2 separate regions of the Homo sapiens genome follow, and region 2 is linked to region 1. A link is a loop called in an ENCODE intact Hi-C map of the cell type or tissue named here. Cell type or tissue: Caco-2. All regions are shown on one strand. Each heading gives the region's core, and the rest is flanking DNA. Links, peaks and the distances in the headings are about the cores only.

Region 1 (12,454 bases), core at 1,802-9,801:
TTAAGATGTTGATAATTATCTATAAAACAAAGGGGTTCTGAAGTAGGGACTCTATATGTTAACTTCAATATTTAGGGTTTTAAGACTTCAACTACTCATTATTCCAGAAAAAAATGAAAATAGAAGGTCCCAAAGTAGTAGAAAAGCTTGAAGGATCTTCTAGTTATAAGTGGGAATAATAAAACAAATGAATTTAACTGGGATTTTGTCATTAAGAATTTTTGGTGCATTGCTCCATTTACTCTGGTATGGTTCACCTTTTTAAAAAAATTAAATGAATCTAAGCTTCATTATTCTCAATAAACCATTATTATGCCTTCAGAAAACAGTGGTATATGTGAATGGGAGTAATTAGTGATACAAAGTGCTAGAGGAAATAGCCTGCTTAAACATGCTGTCCTTAATACATTAACTTCTTTAGAGTGATGGAAATGTTATAGTTGTCAACCAATACCTTGATATAAATATCAACCAGTGATGTAAAAGGAGCATGTATAATATGCAAAATAGAGGGGACGCCTAAATAACAGATTTGGCACAGTAAAATATTCACTCCATCTCTCTTTTTAAAAATATAGTAAGAACTCCTTTATGACATTCTTCTAGAAAACAAGACAATGATTAATCATATCGTATGCCCATTGTGCTATATCAAGTATTTTCAAAGTGCCAGGTTTTCTGAAATTTACAGGGAAATTATTTGAACCCTAATTTTTCTGAAATGCTGCAAAAGCACAAGGATCTGCATTTTAGCAGAGCTCCACTGTATATCAGTATTGCAATGGTAGGTACTATGTAAATATATTATACATGTATATCAAGGAAAATAGTATACAAATAAGTAATATAAATAAATACTAAATATTATTTGTAAAATTTTTACCAAAAGATCAGTAGTTTCTGAACTATCTGAATTAATATCAAATTCAAAGGCCATTTTTCTCTTTTTTTTACTTTCTTCAATGGGTATATTCAAGTTTTCTCTTTGCTGTAGTTTTGGTTTTGTTGGTGTCTTCACTGTATATGCCTATCCAAAAATAAAAAACCATACATTATCATATCAAATAAAATATGCATTATTAATAAAGGGTTTCACAAATAATTTTAAGGCAATTTGAGTCCTTAGCAATCAGAAACCTCCATTATTATTGGCAAGTATATGAGGCAAAAATTTTGGATAAGAATTTAATTCAAATGTTTTTGATACTATAAGTTGTCTTTCTTCAAAAATTTACAATGGTAGACTTTCTCTGCCTTTCCTTTAACTTGCTGAAGAAAATAAGAAAGAGAAAGAGTGAAACAGAGAGACAGACACACTCCAGATTCAGCAATCAACAATCTTAGGGGCCTTAATATTTCTAATCATGATCGAAAAAAATAACTGAGTGAGCTTTGCTCTCTCTACAAAACACCTTATTACATTGTGAGAAAATATGCTTGCTTATTTTTATATTGGTAAAGTAATTCACATTAGTCAATGTTTCACATTCTATACTATCTTGTAATTTTTATAATTTGTAAAAGTATCTTTAAAAAGTAAGGTCAAAAGCCAAGTACAGTGGCTTATGCCTGTAATCCCAGCACTTTGGAAGACCAAGGCAGGAGGATTGCTTGAGGCCAGTTCAAAACTAGACTGAGCAACATAGCAAGACCCCAACTCTAAAATTTTTTTTAATTAAAAAAACATAGCCAGGTATGGTGGCCCATCCCTATAGCCTCAGCTACTCAGGAGGCTGAAGCAGGAGAATTGCTTGAGCCAGGAGTTCAAGGTAGCAGTGGGCCATGATCATGCCACTGCAGCCCAGCCCAGGCAACAGAGCAAAAACAAAAATTAAATTAAATGTAATTTAAAAAGTTAAGGTCAGAGACATCAGTACAAATGGCAGAGTAATGAGCTCTAAAAATTCACTCCTCCATAAAAGCCATAAAAATATTGGTAAAAACTTGTCGGAATCAGTTTTTTTCAGAACTCTGGAAATTAACCAAAGGCTTGCAGCCACCTGGAGAGTGCTTATTCTTTAAAAAAATAAAATAAAATGGCTAAACCTCTTTAGGAAACCCAAACTTCGTGGTGTCTTAACTTCCCCAGTCCCATCCCCTGCTCTAGCTCTATGTTATCCTTAAAGAATAACAGCCCACGTTCCTGGGGCAGCCTGGCAACCACCAGACAGAACAGAACAGAACAGAACTGAAGCTCTTTCAAAGCTTTATTCCCAAAGAATTGTCAGTATTTGATTTGTCTGGTGAGTCTCTGCAAGATCCCACTTACAAGGCTGATAGCTGATTACATTCAACCTGAGGGCTCACTAGTGAAAAAATGCCTTCTCCTTGGTGTGTGTGTGAAGTAGGGGGCAGAATTTGTCAAAAACAACAAACGTTTTAACTTTGCAGCAACGTGAAGCAGTGATGAATAGTTGGGACAAACAAAAGACTAACCAAAAACCTTGAAAGAAAAGCTAGGAAATGAAATATCCATGGGGAAGCTTTGAAAAGCCTTGATATATTCCTGGAAATATAGAAGGCCACGCATATGTGTAGGGCTATCTATAGGCTCAGGAAGGTCCTGAAAAGGCCCTAAGTTTTCACCACTGGCTAATCTTGAGATTCTCTACAAGCAGGAATGGAAAGCTAAGGCAGAGTTGTCAACTACCTGGCTAAGTGTTGAAAGCATGCCCTTATACACATATAATAGAGACCTTTGACAAAGATTGGGAAATTTATTCATTCTAGGCATTTGAAGAAATTTGTGTCCAAACATTAGCTAAAAACTAAGCTAATCAAGGAGAACCTTTAGTGGCACTCACAACAAAAAATACAAACTTTACAGAATTAGTCTAGAAAAGTCACAAAACAAACAATAACTACAACAAGTAGCAACAACAAATCATGGGAATAGGAGAGAATCTGATTTCCAGAGTTGTTATATTTTTAAATGGCCAGTTTAAACAAAAAATATGAGACATGCAAAGAAAGAAGAAAGTATGGCCCAAATAGAAAAGTAAAAGAACAAACAACAGAAACTCTCCCTGAGGAAGCCTTGACATTGGACTTAACTAGACAAAGATTTAAAGTCAGCTATTTTAAATATGTTCAAAGAGCTAAAGAAAATTATGTCAAAGAAATGAAGAAAAGCATGAAAACAACATCTCACTAAATGGAATATCAATAAAAAGAAATAAATTATCAAAAGAACCAAATAGAAATTCTGGAATTAAAAAATACAATAGCTGAAATGAAAAATTTACTAGAAGGGCTCAATAGCAGATTTGGGCAAGCAGAAGAAGAATCCATGAGCCTGAATATAATTCAACTGATATGGAATAGAAAAAAAATGAAGAAAAACAAAGTCTCAGAGACTTGCAGACACCTTGCAGACACCATCAAACACAACTGGGAAACTGAGAAGGAAAAGGCGTAACATTTAAACTTAGTGGGATGGAGACAATTGAGATCCTTTTCAACTCCCAAGACAAGTGAGGCAGGAACTCCAAGAGCATCTTTATAAAGAATATTAGGAGTGCTTCCAAGAAAGAAAGACTGGCATCTCATTCCCTAGTTAGATATGAATGTAGGCAGCAAATTTGTTTGTCTTTGTATCTAGCTGAGGAGAGGAAAAGGAAACGAGAGAGAGGTAAGAGAGATCAAAAGTAAAGCATCTGCACTGCCATTTAGCATGGAAAAGTTGTATGAATTCCCCATGGATTAAGTGGCTATATGAAAGACAGTCAGAACTGAGCCACTTTGCTAGAGGCATCTGCTCCAAGATGACTGCCAAGGACTACAGATGCAAGATGATTGGGGTAAACAGCAAAGGGAAGTAGTAACTGTGGTGATGCTATAAAATGTCAAGTCAGAATCAGATTTCCTGTGTCAGGGCCTTAAACACTGATAAATAACTATTAAGTTATGAAATCTGCCCAAGATGACATTAAGTTGTGGACAGTGATCGAAAAAAATGAAACAATTTCATGTTGAAGGCCAGGCACAGTGGCTTACACCTATAATCCCAATACTTTGGGAGGCCAAGACAGGAGGATGAGTTAAGGCCAGGAGTTCAAGACCATCCTAGGCAACACAGCAAGACCTTGTCTTTACATTTCATGCTGATACCACAAAAAAAATTGAAACTTTCAAGAAACTAGTTATATATGTGTGCGTGATGCCAGATATATGGTGATAACAGAACTTTATTTATTTATTTAAAAAATTACTACTAACATGGAAAATTTAGACACAAACCTTTGGCAATGGTGTAGATAAAGTATTTTTGGCAGATGTCCACAGATAGTCTCTTTTATCTTTGGATATGCCATGATCAACTGATGTGAAATTTCGAGATACAGTTTGTGAAGGAACTGCTTTAGAATCCAATTTCCAATAAATTTCAGGTGTTTCCAATAAAAATGTTTGTGTTTTCTGCATTGAACAACAAGAATGAATAAAACCATCACTAAATGTCACATTAATTATTTATTTCTTTAATTAAAGTGCAGCAACTAGTAGAATTCACAACAAAATAAGCAAATTTATCCCTAAATTTATCACTGACTAGATAAGTTTGAATAAGTTACAGTTATCTTCTTTGTCACTTTACTTGTCCATTTAAGATGCAAATGTTATCTGCCCCTGCCTGTCTTCACAGAGCCTCTATGAAAACAAATAAGATATCCTGGAGGTCGTTATTCTTAGCAAACTAATGCAGGAACAGAAAGCCAAATACCACATGGACTCATTTATAAGTGGGAGCTAAATCATGAGAACACATGGACACATAGAGGGAGACAACAAAACACACTGGGGCCTATGGGAGCATGCAGGATGGGAGGAGGAAGAGGATCAGGAAAAATAACTAACGGGTATAGGTTTAATACCTGGGTGACAAAATAATCTGTACAACAAACCCCCATGACAGAAGTTTACCTATATAATAAATCTGTACATGTACCCCTGAACTTAAAATAAAAGTTAAATTTTTAAAAATGAAAACAAATAAGATATCTCAACTCTCTGACCAAAAGTTGAGGATTCTCTTTAAAAAATAAAAAAAAATCTTTACTCCTGGTGGCAAAAAGCCCTAATCTATGGTTCATTACAATAGCCTAAAAGTCAGAAGGAAATCTATTCTAACTTTCATTCGTTCTCTTTCATACATTGATACTTCTTCTTTTTCACCTATAAAAATATCAGCCTTTTCCTATCCACCAGCCTAACTTGCCTCCAAAAGCAAGGAGAATAATTATGAAAGTAAAGAATGAGAAAAATTTTCAGGGAAAAAAACTGAGAAAATGGCTATTTGCTTCAATTCTAAATAAATAAATTGCAAGTTTACTCTAAATACTTGACATTTTTTCAACTCAGTTTCCTCAGTTCTCTTTCACTCTACCTTTGTATACAGCTTCTTTTAGCACCTGACCTAACTTTCTAGTAAAAGCTAGTAATAGTTGCTTTAGTGGGATTCTACATGAAACTCATGCTCATCACTTTCTATTTTACAGTTTCTTTGGTCACCACCATCTCCACGAATACAATCGTGGCAATTATTCATAAGGAAATTGTAAGGAAATTGAGGCATGTTAATTTACTCAATTCCACAGCTAGTTAGCTGTGAAACTCAAATTCCCCTTTTTCTAGAATCGTGTTCTTTCAGTTCTCCTACTGCCTTTCATTGTAGAGCCCTCCTTTACAGGACCATGTTCTTCTGAGAACATCTCTCCTTTCTCTGAATTCTCTAGAGCACACACACACAAAAAGGGAATACAAGGACAAAATTTGAAAGCATGGTGGCTGAACTTTCAGTGCGTTTAAATTAGAGTATAGGATAAAGAGGCAACTACATGTACTATAAAAAAATCATTGAACTAGGAGCCAGGTACATCATATGGTCTTTTCTCCTAGATCTTTCCTATCTTTCCGGATTATTTAAGTAAATCTTCAAGTATCTCCAAGCTTAAATTTATTCATCTATAAATCAAGAGGCTAAATGAGATGGCTTATATCTTTCCTGCGTAATTCTAGTGATCTGTCATTTCATAATCCTTTTTCTAGCAAGTATGAATTTTTTCAGAATTGCATTTCTGTATCCTTTTCCCTACATATTTATACATCATAGTTGATGACAAAATTTTGATGAGAGCAATTTTTTTACTGCTCTCTGGATTCATCAGGGGTAAACTTTGGAACCGCCAAAATGTAACTGCTTTAATGGACAAATTGTTCCTCCCTACAGGTAGGAGAATGACAATTTAAGGTCACTGCACCACCTTGTGGCCATATCTGGAATTTGACATTTCGCTGGTAGCCTAAAGAAAATTCTCATGTGACAATACTGAACTATCCCTTTCCAGAAAATTCACAATTTTCTCTGTTGTATTTTTCAAACAAACATTTATAAGGCATGTGCTATGTCCCAAGCACTATTTTAAATGTTTTACAAATACCATCTCATTTAATCCTCATAACAACTTTAGGAAATAGGTATTATTATTATCCCTTTATAGATGAGAAAATTGAAACACGAAGAAGTTAAGTAACTTGTCCAAACTCAGAAACGTTTGGTAAATTTAACAAGCCTTATGTTTCAGTAGTGTTGGAATAAAGCACAGCAAAAAAAAAAAAAGCCTAGTTAAATTTCTTCATTCATCATTTTTCTCATTTTCCAACATATATATGGTTCATTTTCCAACATATATATCTAGACTCTCAGATAAAATATATGGCATTTGCTAATCTACTTGATAATGGAAACATATAGAATTGTACATGAATCAAAATATCTCTATAAGAATATGTGATACATACTTTCATAATATGAAGACATTCTAAATTTAAAAAAGAATATTGGAGATTAACCAATTTGCTTATATTCATTAGATACTTCCTTAAGTCTATATCTAACCATTCTGCATAATTTTATTATGATTATAATTTCTTCAGATATAATGTTTTCAAGTGTCTAGCACAGTGTCTGGAACATACAAAGCACTCAGTATTCACTCACAGGTTCAGTGCATCTTTCCTTTATTCTCTTTTAACTCAAGTGTAATAAAATATAATGAACTGTTCTCAAACTACTCTGAGTGTCATTTCCTTCCAGTTTAACTATAATCAGAGCAACCTCTGTGGGAACTTAGGAGATTATATCACTATATGTAAAGAAAATTCTTAATCATTTTAACCAAAAATTTGCTAAATCAAAATTCTTCTGCAATGATCCTATATTATCAAATAGGTTAGAAGCTGAGGGGTATTCTTCTTCTCTATGACTGATGTTTCCTTCCATATGTAGGGAGTACCACTAGGGTAACATTCCAAACCTCTTCCTGATTCCTTAGGGGAGAAAAAATTACTTAATGTGATTGGTGAATTTAAAGAAAAGGAGAAGCTGGACACATACAGCTCAGCCTCTTCCTTATTACTCCCCTTGAGAACTATTAGAATTACACATAAATTCTGCTCTTCTCCTTTATACCCTAAGTTTTACAAGAGCAGATGATCAAGTGGGTAGACCTATGCTAGTCAAGCTCTACTTGTGGCAGAAGATAAATTTGTCTAATTTGGGATTTCAAGATTAAGAGATCCTATTGCCTTCAAATATAAACTGCATTCTCCAGTATTTAAAATATTGATACTTTTTAATAAAGTCTTCAATAATAAAAATATTATTTTTATTCTCCCTTGTCTTTCTCAATTGGTTCAGAATATAAGTGAGGAAAACAGGATGTCATTTATTAAGCCCCCTCAAAACCCAAAATTAGACATAATCTAAATAAACTTTAGAATTGTTTATGAAAATATTTTGCCTCTAACATTAAAAAATTCTTAAGAGAGAAACACAGAGGTACCTAATTAAATTAAAACTATAATAAGAATTGTAGAGAAAGACTGAAACCTTCTTTTTTTCTTCTTTTTTGTTTCTGCATTAGACTGAAACCTTCTCCAAATCTCCAAATGACAAAATTTTGAAATTTTTAGCTAAAATGCTTTTGAATTAATAAATAGCAAGAAACAATTTAGAAAATGAAATTGTATGATATATGTAAAATGTTATTTTCCTACTTATAAACAAAAAATCATTTCTAAGTAGAAGTTAGAAAATGAATTGGTATTTTAAAACTATGAGAATTATATGCTCTTACCTTGTCTTTTTTTTCTTTAAGAGTAGCTGTGTTTTCTTTTGCCTCTCTTTTGAGTTTTTCCTATTAAAAATAAATATCAAGTACAAGTAACATAAACATCACAATGATCACAAATGAATATTATCAAAATCTTTCCTAGTAAGTATTAACAAAGAAAGATGACGAACCTCTCAATCTTATAAAGTAATAAAAAGAAAAAAAAGAAAAGTTAGTTCCTTTCTACAGAGGTATTATTTGGTTTTGATTATCTCTTCCTTTATTCTAATCAGTCTCTAGTGTATATCTGTGGACTTTTGAATAAGTCTCTTAAAACTCTGAATCTCAGCTTTCTTATTTGTAAAATAAAGCTAATGGAACAAATTACAGAATGAGAGATACGCACAAGTAACTAAGCTGTGAAAAGTTGCAAAAAGATCTAAAATATTGTGAGCCTTTACAGGCAGAATTAGATTTTTCTATGCATGTTGAGAAAAGGTGCAGTTCAGTTAGACTTTGGGTATGTGTATAGTCAAGATAAAAATGGAAAGGAGAGCTGTGGTCAGAATGGAAAGAGTGATATGCTAATATCATTAGATAGAATTTATTCAGTAAGATAAAAGAAAAGCCTGGCCTACATAAATGAATATGTAGGGTGCCTGTAATATGACAACCATCTGAAGCACAAAATTTTTACAACTCCAGGGAGTATTAGAGGTCTTAGAAAGTAAAAATCTCCAAGTGTGCAGAATTTTAGGCAGTAAAACTCGCCCATGATGTCTATGCCAGTATCTATCCTCACTGAATACCTTGCATACACCATGTTATCTCTCCCATAGCATTGCTCCTAATCACAGAACTCACTTCACTATGAAAGAAGCTGGCTGTAAACTGATGCAATAGTATTTACTGTTCTTATTATGTATCCTATAACCTACCAATGGTTGATCTTCAGTTATAGTGACAATTGGAGTCTACTCTAAGGGGCTGGAATGCTGTCTTTTAGGACAAAGCACATTTTCTAAACCAGCAATATCGTAATGACTCTCAGAATATGTATCTTGGCTTCTAGAGGACAGACGGGAGAAACCATCGCCTACAACTGCACTGTCTCTGCAATTCTGACTTTTCCTCGTCTGGAGATCTTGGTAAAGTCTCTTCTAATATAATATATGTTTCCAAGGTATGAAACAGCTCATACAAGAATGCGTATCTTTAGTGGTAGCTAAATAATCATCAGTTCCCTTAAACCAAAGAGATGGCCAGACCACTAAGGTTCCTATTTAATCTGAATAAGTAAGATATTCCTATAATACGGCCTGGCAAACAGAGAGTTGACTTGATCACCAGAGTAGAGAATGACAACCTTGTAACCAAATTTTGGATCTAAATAAACGTATCAGCCTATAGCCTTTTGAATAAAAAGGAAGCCTGGTACTCTAGTGGAAAAGTTCTGAAATAATATCACAAATACATACTGCATCCTTCCTACTATCTTGTGCACCAAGGATTAAAATATTAAGACATGGGTAATTGCACATCAACTAACATTAATTATTGGGAATCTATAATGCCACTATTTTTTCACTGGTCAGAGTGCAAGCATATCAGCATCAAGCAATAATTAGAATTTTATCAGAGTCTACTTCATGGTGAGCCCATGGAACCATAAACCTATCTTGTGCTCATTTTTTTAGATTCTAAGAATATAGTTTGAACAAACTCAATAAAAGGAATAATCCCCATGTTTGTTCTGACCACAGAGTCACAGAGTAAGAGATTTTAAAGTTGAAAGGACCAACTTTGAATCTCTCTCTCCATATCAAGATAGTAAACAAATTTCACATTGCTAGGCAGAGATTAAGGCCCCATCAAATTAATGAAAGATATAGGAAAAATGATTTATCATAATCCCAAAAAGCCAATCTATTTTAATTAGAAGTTAAGACAGTCATCTAGTAACAGTTTCCTATACCAATGGGCTTATAGGTAAAGTGGGGATTGTCATATTGACTGAGAACTTGGAAAAAAGTTGCATATAAAAGATGAGCTGAATCTATGTAAATATAAAGCTCAAGTTAAAGAGATACAGGAATCATAGTGAAATAATAGAATATACATTTTTATCAATCTTGACAATGTAAAATAATAAATACTAAAATTGTATATGTAGGGCAATATGAAACAGGAGACAGTATTAGATACATTATTTTAAAATATAAAGGTAATCAATAAACTAATTTAAAAGACTACATATACCTTCCAAATCAACCAAAGTAAGACACACACACACACACACACACACACTTACTTTAGAGAATAAGAAAGAAAATATGTAGTGAATATGTAGTGAAAAATAAGATGACAAAAACATTATTAAGATATATAATCAATGAAGAGTTAATATCCAGAATCATAAACAACTCCTACAACTCAACAACACAAAAATTGGATTAAAATTATTATTAACCCAATTCAAAAATGGGCAAAAGACTTGAATAATCAAACCACCAAAGAAGATATACAATGTCCAACAGGCATATTAAAAATAGTCACCATTGCTAATCATATGAGAAATGCAAATCACAGCCACATGAGATATTGCCTACACACATTAGGATGGCCACTATCAAATGAATAGGAAATAACAAATGCTGATGTGGATGTGGAGAAATTAGAATCCTTATGCACTGCTGTGTGGGAATGTCAAATGGTACAGTCACTACAGCCAATATAGAGGTTCTCAGAAAATTAATGATACAGTTGCCATATGATCTAAGAATCCCACTTCTGGAAATATATCCAAAAGAATTCAAAGCAAGATTTTAAAGAGATAGTTGCACACTCACATTCATTACAGCATTATTCACAATAGCAAGAGGTAGAAGCAACTCAAATGTCCATCAAAAGAAAAATAATAAGGAAAAGATGGTATACACATATAATAGAATATTATGCAGCCTTTAAAAAGGGCATCCTGTTACATACTACAACATAGATAAACCTCGAGGACATTATGCTAAGTGAAATAAGCCAGTCACATAAGCACAAATACTGTATGATTCCACTCATATAAAGTATTCAAAATCAGAAACAGGATGTGCAAAGGTGGTTGCCAAGGACTGGGAGGAAGAGGAAAAGGGAATTCGTGTTGAATGGGTATAGACTTTTAGTTTTACAAGATGGAAAACTACTAGAGATCTGTTGCACAACAGGATGAATATACTTAACACTGCTGAACTGTACATTTAAAAAGTGTTAAGATGGTGCACTTAATGTTATATGTTTTTATCACAATAACAAAGTTAAAGTACAAACCATTCAACTTATGCATATCAACATAAAAGTGCTAAATAAAATATTGGCCAGCATTATCTAACATCACATTTTAAAAATACATCATAACCAAATAGAGTTTATTACAGAAACACAAGAATAAATCAAAACTGATACATATCATATCAACAAATACAATCAGGAAAACTAGCCTATTAGTCAAAAAAAGACTCTTGGATTACAGATTCAATCAAGGTTAATAAAAAGTAGACAAAAACACAGGAGACAAATACAAGAAGAAAGTGAGGGTCACAATATGAATACCAGATAAAGCTGACTTTGGGGCAAAAATACAAAAATAAAGTATACTATTTCCAAAAAAAACAATGAATTAGTATAAACTTTTATACAACAAATAGTATTCATCAAAATATGCAATGCAAAATTAGTAGAGAATTCAAAAGGAAGAGAAAGATAATAGTAATAGAACCCTTAACTCCTTTTAGCTCATGACTGATCAAACAGAAAAAATATATAAGAAATTTGAAGTACACATAATTGAAATAATACAGTAAATCAAACTTCTTGGTAAAGATGGTAAAGCCAGCTTACAAAATCTTCCTTCTCCTAAACTAACAACAACAACAAAAAAGCAAGACAGGAAGAGAGGAAAGAAACAAAAGTAGTTAAAAACTGGCAAAAATACATTCAACAACAAAAACATACAATCTCATGCTATAATCGGTAATACTAGTGAGGCTCAGTAAGAGAGCCACAATATACAAATGTGCTCATTTCACCCTACTCACTGTGGCTCCTCACCCTATTACTACTTGTATAGTATTGGTGAAAGAAAATGAAAACATATAATAATGAAAGTAAAGGTCACTAATATACCTGAATTTTGTAAGAAGAGATTTGAGGACATAAATAGGCAATCCAGGAAAAAGATGCCTAGAAAATGCATAATGAGTGATCAGCAGGAAAAAACCACTTAAGTTTATATTTTGGTCTCTCTCGATTGGAGAAAGGAAGCACAACCACAACCATAAAGAATTAGTTATCCT
Region 2 (12,454 bases), core at 2,705-10,704, 57 kb before region 1:
GTTATCTTCCCTGGTAATACATTTTAATTCATTGCTTTTTATTTTTACTGTATCTATTATAGGTTTTTGCTTTGTGATTGTTATGAGACAAAAAATCTTATAGTTATAATAACTTGTTTTAAACTGGTAACTTTCATCACAAAGAAAAGAAGCAAACAACCAAGTTTTTTAGTTGTTTTTAGAAGAAACTAAAAAACCCTACAATTTAACTCATCTTCCCCCACTTTTTGACTTTTTAATGTCTCCATTTTTAACTTTTTATGTTGTTTATCTCTCTCTCGCTTTTTTTTTTTGAGATGTAATCTTACTTTGTCACACAAGCTGGAGTGCAGTGGCGTGATCTCAGCTCACTGCAACCTCTGCCTCCTAGGTTCAAGCTATTCTCCTGCCTCAGCCTCCCTAGTTGCTGGGATTACAGGTGCCTGCCGCCATGCCTGGATAATTTTTTTTATATTTTTAGTACAGCCAGGGTTTCACCATGTTGGCCAGTCTGGTCTCAATCTCCTGACCTCGAGTAATCCACCCGCCTCGGCCTCCCAAAATGCTGGGATCACAGGCATGAGCTACCACACCCGCCCTTATGTTGCTTATGTCTTAACAAATTGTTGTAGTTATTATTTTTGATAGATTTGTCTTTTAGTCTTCATACCAAAGATATGAGTGGTTTACTCACCACAGTTAATGTATGAGAATATTCTGAATTTGTGTATTTACTTTTACCAATGAGCTTTATACCTTCAGATGATTTCTTGTCACACTTTAGCATTCTATTCTTTCAGATTAAAGAACTGCCTTTAGCATCTTTTGTAAGTCAGATCTGGTGCTCATGAACTCCTTCAGCTTTTGTTTGTCTAGCAAAGTCTTTATTTCTCCTTCATGTTTGAAAGATAGCTTTTTTGGGTACAATATTCTCAGTTGAAAGTTTTTTTCCTTCAGCACTTTGAATATGTCTTCCCACTTCCTTTTGGCCTGTAAGGTTTCTGCTGAGAAGTCTGCTGCAAGACATATTGGGGCTCCTCTATATGTTATTTGCTTCAAAAGAAAAGCAGCCCTTGCTGCTTTTAGAATCCTTTCTTTATCCTTTACCTTTGAGAGCATAATCATTGTATACCTCAGGGTAGTCTCATTTGGGTTGAATGTGCTTGGTATTCTCTAACCTTCTTGTGCCTGGATATTCATAACTTTCTTTAGGTTTAGAAAGTGATCTATTATTTCTTTGAATAAACTTTCTACCCCATCTTTTTCTCTACTTCCTCTTTAGGCCAGTAACTCTTAGATATGTCCTTTTGAGGCTATCTTCCAGATCTCGTAATGTACTTCAATCTTTTTTCTTTTTTCTCCTCTGACTTTGTGTTTTCAAATAGCCTGTCTTTGAAATCACTCATTCTTTCTTCTGCTTGATCAGTTCTGCTGTTGAGACACTGTGATTATGCATTTTTCAGTTAATCAGTTGTACTTTTCAGCTACAGGATTTCTATTTCTTTTTTATTATTATTATTTCAATGTCTTTGTTAAATGTCTTTAATAAATTTCTGAATTTTTTCTGTCTGTTTTCTTAAAGTTCATTGAGCTTCCTCAAAACATCTATTTTGAATTTCCTATCTGAGATATCACATATTTCCACCACTCCAATGTTGGCCATTGACCCCTTATTTAGTCTGTTTGGTGAGGTCATATTTTCCTGAAGTTTTGTGCTGGATGCTTTTGGATGCTCATTGATGTCTTGGCATTGAAGAGTTGGGTATTTATTCCAGTCTTCATAGTCTGGCCTTGTTTATCCTCATCCTTTTTCAGAAGGCCTTCTAAGAATTCAAAGGCAGCTGAGTCTTGAGTTCAGTAAGCCTGTGTCATTACAGCTATTTCAGCACTAGAGGGTGTCCAAAGCCCAGGTACACTAAGATTCCTTACAGATTCCTGGATACCCATCCCTGATGGACTTGGAAAAAATAAGGGAAGTCCCTGGATACCCAGGAAAAGTCCCTCACTCTCTTCCCTCTCTTTCCCCCAAGCAGGAGTCCCTCTCTGGGGTTGGCCACTTGGTGTTGTGGGAGGGGTGACTCAAGCACTCTGGCCATTGCAGCTGGCAGTGCGCTGAGTTGCATCTGATACCCATGACCTCCCAAACCAGCATAGGACTAGGACACTCAAGGCCCATGGCTGCTATTGTCTGACTGCACTGATGTTTATTCAAGGCCCAAGGACACTTTTGTCAGCAGGTAGTAAAGCCAGCCAAGAATTGGGTCTGCCCTGCCAGGGCAGTGGATTCCCTCCTGGTCTGGAGTGGGTATAGAAGTGTGGTCCAGGAGCAGTGGCCTAGAAATAGGGGCTTCAAGATTCTGCTAGGTGCTTTGTTTTACTGTGGCTGGGCTGGTACCCAGTCGCGAGACAAAGAGTAACATCTTGTTCCCCCAAGCAGAAGGAGTCTCCCTTCTTGCTGCACTGCCTGGAGTTGGGATGAGGTGACACCAGCACTCTCGTGGCTGCTGCAGCTGGTGTTGCACCAGGTCACATCCCAATCCCACTGCCTCCAAGACCAATGCAACACCAGGGTTTGCCCAAAGATGGAAGTCATTATGGCCTGACTGCCACTTGAATTTATTTGGAACCCCAGACCACTTTACTCAGCCTGTAGTGAAGCCGGCTGTGACTTGTGTTCCTCCTCCTGCTGCAAAAGATTCCCCTCTGCCCCGGGACTGGTTGAAGTGCTCCCTTCTTGAGCATCAGAGAAATTCTGCCTGGTGTTGTGTTCTGTGTCAGAACAGCTCTGAGTTCCAATGCAAAATCCCTCATATTTTGCTTTCCCTCCACTAAGCACGCAGATTCTCTCTCTGTGCTGCACTGCCTGGGGTTGGGAATGGGGTGGTGTAGGCAATGCAATACCGTCCTTCCTACCCTCTTTAATGCATCTTTCCTTGTTATTTTATTAAAACCAAGTGCTGTGATCTCTCACCTGATTTCTTAGTTCTTTTGAAAGGGCTTTATTTTGTAGATAGTTGTTCAATTTGATGTTCCTGCAGGTAGGGGGCCCTATCACTGCAGGGTTCTATTCCAGCATCTTGCCCCACTTCCTAGCTCCTCCTGTATACTTTAAATCATTTCTAGATTACTTGTTTACTTAATTCAAAGGACATGCTGTATAAATACTTGTTATGCTGTATTGCTTAGGGAATAATGGCAAGAAAAATTTTATACGTGTTCAGTACAGATGCAACCATTTTTTTTTTTTTTGGTCCAAATTGTTTTAATCTGTAGTCGGTTAAATCCACAGATACAGAACCCACAGATACTGAGGATCAACTATAGTTGTATTTTAATTCATATTTTTTATGTAAATTATACCTCTTTTCCGCAGAATTGCTCCTTTATTATCCATGGTTCAAGCTATAAAATTGCACACTGACGCAGGGTCCAGTGTGGTTCCCCATGCAGTCAGCAACTATAATTGTTCTCCTTACCCTGTGAGCGGTGTTTATAGATTTGGCTGAGTGAGAATGAGGCTGGTGGGAAGATGGCAATGAAGGAGATAGCATGTTTTCCCTTCTGAAACAGGTTTATCAAAGATGAAAAGGAAGAGGTACCCTTCTGTCATGGGTAAAATGGAGTTTCCACAGCCACTGGGAAAGCCACTGGAACTTTAGTAGGTGCACCACACCCCTGCTTTCCTGGTTCATGGCCCCTTTGACATCCTCTTTGACCACCAGCTCCTCAATTTCAACAACATCATTTTCGCCACCCCTGGGAGAGAACACTCATGGGCCTTCAAAGCTAGTAGATTAACTGCATTATCTTAGTTCGGGCTCATCCAAATCAAATTTATGTTAAGTTAGATTTTAAGAGGGACAAAAGGTTTCTACTTTTTTTCAGCATGATCCTTCGTTTTTTACTATAACATGTACCTGTAAGGTATTATATGTAAGTTTCTTTTGAAAGGTAAAAAGACTTCACCAATGCAAAATGATTTTTAAAAATATCCTCATTATAACAGCAAAGGCTAAATACATTCCAGAAATCCACTGTTCATATAGTTTATCTCCTGGGGATAGGGGAACCAGGAAGAACAGGAGTAACATGTCCTGAATGTTGCAAAGCATAATCTATGCTGATTTCATAAAGTTTTTAGCTAATGTATCAGAAATCCTTTCAAAGCTTTGGTAGTTGTTTGTGGCAGGAGGCAGCGTTGTCTGTATAATTTATGATGTTCTTATATTAAATGGAAAAAAATTAAAAGAAATTACCAATATAAAATGCCTAGCATACCTGGCAAGTAATGAATATTATCTGTTGTAATTATGTTAATACTCTGATGAGGAGAGGTTTTGGTTTTTTGGTTTTTTGCTTTTTTTTTTTTTTTTTAGATGATGGAGTCTCACTCTGTTGCTCAGGCTGGAGTGTAGTGGCATGATCTCGGCTCACTGCAACCTCCACCTCCTGGGTTCGAGTGATTCTCTTGCCTCAGCCTCCCTAGTAGCTGGGATTACAGGCATGCGCCACCACACCTGGCTAATTTTTGTATTTTTAGTAGAGATGGGGTTTCACTATGTTGGCCATGCTGGTCCTCGAACTCCTGACCTCAGGTGATCTGAACACCTTGGACTCCCAAAGTGATGGGATTACAGGTGTGAGCCAAGGAGAACTTTTTGCTAATTACAAGTCAAACAGCTTTCTAGAAATGATGCATAACTGAACATATTTCATTGTGATACCAATTATCCATTTGAACACATTTATTTGTAGAATTAATGAATAGCTTTTGATATCTTTCCCAATTCTATTTTAATTCAAAGACTTGAGATCAGTAGCCATAGCTAGAGTCCTTATGCTTTTCTCTGGGCCTACTCTACCTTATAAGATGAAACCCACACTAATATTGGATTGGTTTTTTACTTTGGGGGTTACTATTTTGTACATTTGGAAAAACTATAAGAATATTGATATGCTAAGATGGGCAAGACAAGTCTCTGCTGTCAAGCAGCTTATTATGGAAAAAAACAAGCAAGCATATTACTATAGATAAGTGTTATGATACTCATTAACACAGAATAGGCCCGCTCACCTTTGGGGAGAGTGGTCAGGAGAGAGGCTTCGTTTATGTTGGAGTCTCTAAACTGAGTCCTAAAGAACCCATACTAATTAGCCAAGTCAAAAGTAGTAGAAGAAGATGAGGGGATTGCTGGGGAACAGCATGCAAGAAGAGCCTGAAACATTAAAGGCATGGAAACATTCAAAGAAAATGAGTCAAGTGCTAAGGAGATAAATAGCCCTATTAAAGTATACTTGAGTGCTATCTTTGTCCTGAGGCCATGGGGAAAATTTTACATGGTGAGTTACAAAATTAGACTTGAACCTTTTAAAAATCACTTAGTCTTAATATGAAGAATTACTGGATGGCAAACACCAGAGTCAGGAAGATTTGTAGCTAATGTACTGGAAAGCCTACTAAGAAGTAGACAGACTTAAGAGAAATTGGATGTGAGAGATGAAAGAAAAAGAGGAATCTGGAGTAATTCCCAGGTTTCCGACTTGGCAGGTGGAAGATAGTGGTACACAGGAGGAAAAGCAGATTGTGATGATGACATGGGGTGGAGATGATTATAGGATACCCAAGAGGAAATATAAACAAGCACTAGATATATGGCCCTGAAGCTCAGGAAAATAAGTCTGAACTAAAACTGTAGGAATCAATATAAGCATGGTCATGCCCATATTTGAACAAGATAAGCCACCTCTTATGATTAAATCCCCAGCAAGAAAGTTTTAAACTTACTTTAGTAAGTTAAAATCCCGCAGTAATTCTTTGCTCCCCACCTATTTCTTATCCTAAACTTGGAGAGTCTTTCTTAGCTGCCTGTGTTTCTTTAACAACTGCCATCAAAACTGTCTTTAATGAGTATAAATCCTTAGGATATCCAAGGCTGAATTAATACAAACCCAAGTTTCTCATATGCTGTACATTTAACAATGTCCAAAGTGTCAATATGACACATAAAGTTATCACCACACTGGCCCTCCTTTCACAAAGTTTAGAATCTTCATCGCTACAGAATCAAGCAAAATCACCAAGCAAAAATACAGTCCAGACCTACATTACTGTTGCCTGCTAAAGACCATGGCATAGATTTTGAGTCATCTTGGAGAAGGAGGGTAGAAAGAAAACATGAAAAAAGGAGAAAATGTGGATTTCATCTTGTTTAAGACTGGTTATAAATGCCATAATGAGGAAAAAGAAAGAAAGGAACCAGTTAGGCAGATAGCTAGGATAAGTCCTCTGTAGGATTCCTTTTGTCTAAAAAAGGAACAGCCTGAAAGATCAGACTGCAAGCATAGATAAGGAGGCAAGGTCCACCATGAAGATACCTTCTGTGTAATTAGCAAGGGTCACTTATACACAGTAGGCTTCAGTGAGCACATTCCTTTCCTTTTTTGAACATACTGAGATAAGGGAGTTTGCACAGGGGAGGGAGGAGAGGGCTTGCTTGAAACATGCCCAAGAGCAGTAACACAGAACCCGGCACATCCACAATGGAGAATTCCGCCCCCTTACACATGCACAGTAAGGGAAACTAAGTAATATAGAGTAACTTAGGCTAAGAGTCCACATGCACACTAAAAAGACAGGGAGGAGCTGTCAGGAATTTGTGTCTTATGCAAATGAAACACCTAGTCCTAACCATTTTTTTACACCTTATGTAAATGAAATATCTTGCCCTACTAGCCTGTTTATAAAAGCCCTTGTATTCCACTGTAGAATAGCAACCCTCTTTCAGTTTCCTGCTCGAAAGGAGAGCTTTCTCCTTTCACTTATTAAACTTTCGCTTCATCCTCACCCTAGTGTTCATGCTCCTTAATTTTCTTGGTGGTAAGACAAAGAACTCTGAGTCCTACTTAAAAACAACAAAACTAAAACATTGTGGTGCATTGGCAAGGCTGCTACAATAAGATGTATTGCATTGTGAATCCAGATATGTGAGGACCACTGGGCCCTCTAGGGAAGAAGGGAGGTCAGGGCAGATTGGGACTAACAGTTGTCCTGTATATTGGCCCATTAGCAAGTCATTGTTGACCTTACTGAAAACAATTTCAAGAGGGGACAATAGTGGAAGCCAAATTGTAATGATTGTGAAGAGAACGAGAAGTGAGGAAGTAGTTGGTTAGTGTAGTGGGCTCTTTCACACACACACACACACAAAACTCGAAATAAGAACTCAAGGAGAGAGGGGGCAAATAACTAGATGGTTGCAGAGGATCAAGAGAGGGTTGTTTTTTTGCTTTTGCTTTTTTTATGATGGAAAGAGATTTAAGGATGCTTCATACTGAAAAGAAGGAATCAAGAAAAAGGAAGCAAGAGAAAATACGACAGCAAACAATGAAGTCCTAGGGGAGATGAGGAATGGAATTAGGAGCATCTTCTGAAACTAGTGGGAAAGAGCTGAATCTATCAGAACTTCTCAGTTGCAAGTGTCAGAAACCTAACTCTAACTGGGCAGAAAAGGGAAGTTATGGTTTCTTTTAAGGGGTGAAGCCAGCTTCAGATTAGGCTCAAATGATATCAATAGGCCTCTCTCTCCTCAGTCTCTCTTGCTCTCCACTGGGTTGGACAGCTAGCTGTTTCCAAGGGATGCCAAAGATGGCCAGCAGCAACTCCAGGCTCACATTTTATCAGTTTAGGAACTCCAACAGGCCAACCACTTCTCTTTCTAATAGTCCAGGTTTGGTTGAGCCTAGTAGCATACCCACCCTCATCATCCCCACTGAAACCACTTGAACTCAAACTGTAGGTGAAGAGAACCCCAGAGGGAAATCAAGGTGCAGCTACCAGAAGAAGAGACATGGATGCTAAGCAGGCAGAAACGGCAGGTAGAAGGAGGGTAGCAGAAGTAGAGAAAGTGAGATAGAGTTGTCTTATAAGTGGGGATTAACCAGGAGAGATAAGCAAGTAGGGAAGAACCCAACAGTGAACAGTAGAGTGGAAGTTAACTTTATAAAAGAATTTTTATTGCACTTAGACTCAGACAGTTCAAATCCTTGAGAAAACTTTTTCAGAATCCATGAAGGCATTTGTGACTAGTCCCTGTTAGATTTGAACATTAGACTTTTTATTTATTAAAGATCTGTATTTGACATACAGTTTAAGTGGTATGCAGCTTTAAATGTCCATGTTATCAGCTGATATGAGAACACAAAACCCTAGATTAATATGTGGAGACCACACAAATACCAATTTCAGATATTAAAGTAAAATAATGTGAGTTCTGACTTTTGTATGTAAATACACATCTATTCCCTCCCTGTTGTACTAATCCATCTACAGGACCCCACCACTACCACCACCACCCTCCTCAGCCCACCCCATGCACTATCAATCAGCATACAGACATTTACAGTATGCCTAGCTGAATTTAACTGGTGGCTATAGAATACAGCAAAGGCAACTGGCCCTGCTGACAACTGTTTTTCACCTTGGTGGGGCAGTGTGAATGAAAAGGAATGGACAAAGAGAGGATATATCAACTTTTTGAGATCAAGTCTACAGGGCACTGGGTCTGTCTCACGTCAATCATCTGTTGAAACCAAATTCTCATGAAAGAGTGTCTAAGGAAGGAGAATAAAAATAAACAGCTGCTTACCAAGCACATTTACCAGAAAACAGTGTTTCAATATTGATGAAGGTTTAGATTAGAATTTAGAATAATTCCACTCTCTCAAATCCCTTTGCACTCTCCCCCATCCCTAAAACCTTTTATTGTCATACCAGTTTTTCATTACATTAAAAGTCAAAACAGCACCAGTTACTTTTGGTATAAATGCTGAAAAGCATCTCCTATTACTTGAAGGCCTACAAAGGATTTAGACTTCCACATGTAAAATGATCGTGGCCTCTTTTCTAGGCTTTGTAAACTGACTTTTTGGGGTATAACTTTCATAGGTCACTTGGTGCACCAGAGTAATTAATTAAAGAAAATAGTTCCTAGACTCTTCTGAGTTTGGGTGGAGTTTTATCCAGTGCATTTGAATGACCAGGAATAAAGCACTCCACTGTAGATTCCACATGCTCCTTACTCCCCACCTCCATGCCAGCCCTGCTTCTAGCCTTTGGAAGTAGATGTCTCCAGTATCCTGACACCATGTGTTCCTTCAGCTTTTGATCACATTACTCTCTCTTCATAACTCTGTAGTCATCCCACATTCACTTTCTATATCATAGAAACCTCCTGGCCCTCTGTTAGGAGAGACTGTTCAAGGTGAGCTTTTTGGCATTTCATATCCCTGTTCTCCATTTTACCACCACTCTGCTCTTTCACGTGAAAACCAACCTTCAACTGAGCCCAAAAGGTCCATTCATTCACCTTTTCTTCTAAAACCACTTAAGCTCTCTAACGCCTGTGTAGGTATGGGTATGGATTAAATAGTACTCAAAATGAACAGAAGATAATGTGAAACATAATATTTTTATTAGCTTTATTTCAGGCAAGCACATTTAACCAAATTGCAAATTATATCACTATTAGACAGAAAATCCTACCAGATAAGACTTCTGAGGTTTGGTACAGTAGTTTGTCTTGATGGCTTCATGTATGCAGTCACTATAGTCAGTATTGCACTTGCCACACTTACAGCTTAAAGCAACAGGATAGGAAAAATAGGGAGCAACATGGAGTGGGCATCCTGGTATTTCTACAGTCCTGTAGATGAAGTCTCTATATGTGCAAACATCCTGGGACAGAGCATATTTGGGAAGAAACAGTTTGCCATTGATATCCTGGGGAAAGAACAGAAAAGAGAGCATAATGTGACAGGACTTTAGGAAACATATAGATAATAGAAACATAAAAATAAATTCACTTATATTCCTTCATCACAAATACAACTGGGAAAGAATTGCTTAGCCCCATTCTCCAATACCAACTTAACCACGTTGAATTCTACAGAGACAAAAGTGAGACCCTCCTCTCTTTCATCGTTGATCATGGGAACAAGATAAGGTTTAAGTAAAGCTGGGACACAAAACTGTTATAAAATTATGCGTATCCATTGTGCTGAGTAGATTCACATAATATTGTAACCTGTGTACTCTGCTTCTAAGGAGCCAATAACCATTAGATTTGGGAAATGAGGTTGTGATTTATTTCATTTCCTTTCTATATAGGAATGGACTTCTTCAGGGCTTATATAATTTACAGCCAAAAGAAGTGACATGAACTACATACCCGTGTCATACAATATCCAGCACAGATGGTGGTGTTGATGGTTAGGCAATAAGCACACTCTCTCCTTTCGATGTGCATTGTATACTCAGTTGGAATACAAAAAGACATCGCTTGCCCACATGTAAGGCCAAAAAGCATGGACATCAGAAAGAGAGCAGTCATGCTAAATCAAAGATAAAATTAAAGAACCTATTTGTTAAAATCAGAAAGGGCAAAGAAACCAAGAAAAAGTATAACCAAACTTCAGTACCATCCCAATGCATATGATCATGCTTATAATTCTACCATTTGGTCAAGGAAGACACCAGAAAGATAAAGTCCAAAAAAGGTCAACTGAAATTACAACTGGTGTTAAGGGGCTAACTCAGAAATCTAGGAACCCCCTGATCCCACTTCCAAACCCTTAGGATATCCCTTTAAGGTGGAAATATGTACAGCTGGGACAAATTAAAGATTATTTTACACAGAACAGGTATGTAATTTGTTCTCAAAAAGATTAACAGGCAAAAAAAAAAAAAAGGTTGACACAATTAGAAGAATACAATCAAGGATGACAGCTCCATTATGGGTTAGCCAGGAATATTAAATAATTTTTGGATGCATGGAAGAAAATAGAGGATCCACAGTGCCTCAGGCAGAAACAGAACATGCATCTCAATAGAGCCTGCGTGATGAAGAACTTGTTCAATATCAATTGGATATCATTATCAATATGTATTGATTGGATATAGTTATATTGGATATGATATCATATTGGATATATCATATCAATATGATATTGATATGATATTGATATTGATATCATTATCCCTCTGGATAATGTTATGACATAATTATTTTAGGTCTACTACTGAGGAAGGGTAATTAAATTTCAGACTTTTGAATGTAAGTTGATCACCTTGAAGATTAAGAAGAATTTTTTTAATCTTACAAATATTGTACAGCTAGCTAGATGTGTTTGGATTTTTTTCCTTCTCAAGTATCATTGTCAGTAAAGAAAATATATACCTTAATGGAGTAGTATTGTGGTCTATGAACATAAACTTGTTTGCTTGTTCTATTAAATAAAATATAATTTACTAAATATTTTGTTCAATAATCAGAAGTACCAAGATTTCCCCAAATCTGTCAGTTATATCCCAACAGCATCTTTAAGCTATATACACTAAAACCTCTGTAAACTGAAACCTCATAGGTTCGGCCTTGGTTAACCAGGATTTTTTTTTCAATCAACTTATAAGAAACCATGAAAACCACATTACACAGGTTACCAGGGATTTATTTTAAATGTCAAATTCCAGAGATCAGTGGTCATTTCAATCAACCTTCTATTCCTAGAATGAGAATTGTAGATAAATTAGATAAACATATATTGAGCATCTGAACCAGGCACTGACAAACACAAACGGAAAAGCTACGGTCCTTTACCTAAAGGGCTGACTGTCCAGTGGAGGAGCTAATATGAACACAAATAATAAAAACGCAGATTGTTCTAGTGCTCTGAAAGAGTCCAAATTAAGACTTTAAGACCTACAATTATCAAAGATTTATGTTTACTATACTTCTTATTACACAAGAAAGTAAACTAACCCATTTTAGGAAGACTTAACTTTTAAAGGTTAAAATAACAGGGGTTTTTCTCACAAATTCTTTTAAATGAAATGTTGCATATTCAAACATTCCACGGAAGGTTTGTTTGGTATTTGAGTTAAGGAGCAAAAACATACAAATTCCTTACTCATGGAATCTGGCTTTCTCAAGCGCTTCTCAAATGTGAGCTCCCTCTATGGTACAGAGTTGCTTCCAGTATTTTAGAGATACAGAACTTGATGATCCTCTGTAGGATCTTAAAATTACTAACTGGTAAATTATGTAAAATGCTTACCCATCATGGCCATTATAGTTCTTGCTTGTTTAGACAGCCAGCTACTGAGTTTTTTCTATAGGAAACAACTAACTTCACATATTTTAACTTTTAGCTCTATAATTCTGTATAAAATCAATGTGGTGACCTGGTGATGAAAATATTGGTCTAAAAATTAAGAAACAGAATTCTTCCATAAATCTATGAGAACTTGACTAAAATATATAATCTGTTTGAGTGTTATTTCCCCATCTGCAAAATAGAAAGTGACAAGTACACCTGACCCTTTTTAAAATGTAGGATGAAAATTTGTTTTGGTTTTCCTATTGTCATACTAACTATGGATACTCTATATTTTTTTGAAGTTTCTCCTATAAATGTAGAA

The links. A loop is a pair of places that touch in the nucleus more often than their neighbours do. Peaks named below come from ENCODE experiments on the same cell type or tissue, not always from the same donor. Only the 100,000 strongest peaks of a DNase experiment are listed, where the experiment ranks them.
Region 2: it touches region 1 in a loop (6-fold over the local background); 17 of 110 quality-filtered maps call a loop at or near these places.

The regions. Positions count from the first base shown.
Region 1 is chr1:114,973,298-114,985,751 of GRCh38, reverse strand. It overlaps SYCP1 (synaptonemal complex protein 1), which reads right to left. Exons shown (of 32, transcript NM_003176.4): 28 at 8,136-8,195; 29 at 4,240-4,416; 30 at 884-1,027. Among named protein-coding and RNA genes, the nearest start is that of TSHB, 50 kb to the left of the region's middle. In Caco-2, for the core only: a CTCF peak has its summit at 6,243 (motif pointing left); a DNase peak (open chromatin) is centred at 6,241.
Region 2 is chr1:115,031,276-115,043,729 of GRCh38, reverse strand. TSHB (thyroid stimulating hormone subunit beta) reads right to left here. Exons shown (of 3, transcript NM_000549.5): 2 at 10,206-10,368; 3 at 9,428-9,757. The coding sequence starts at 10,367. The coding sequence ends at 9,503. Among named protein-coding and RNA genes, the nearest start is that of TSHB, 7.7 kb to the right of the region's middle. RefSeq lists an enhancer at 6,208-6,502. In Caco-2, for the core only: no CTCF peak of the experiment used is centred there; a DNase peak (open chromatin) is centred at 6,429.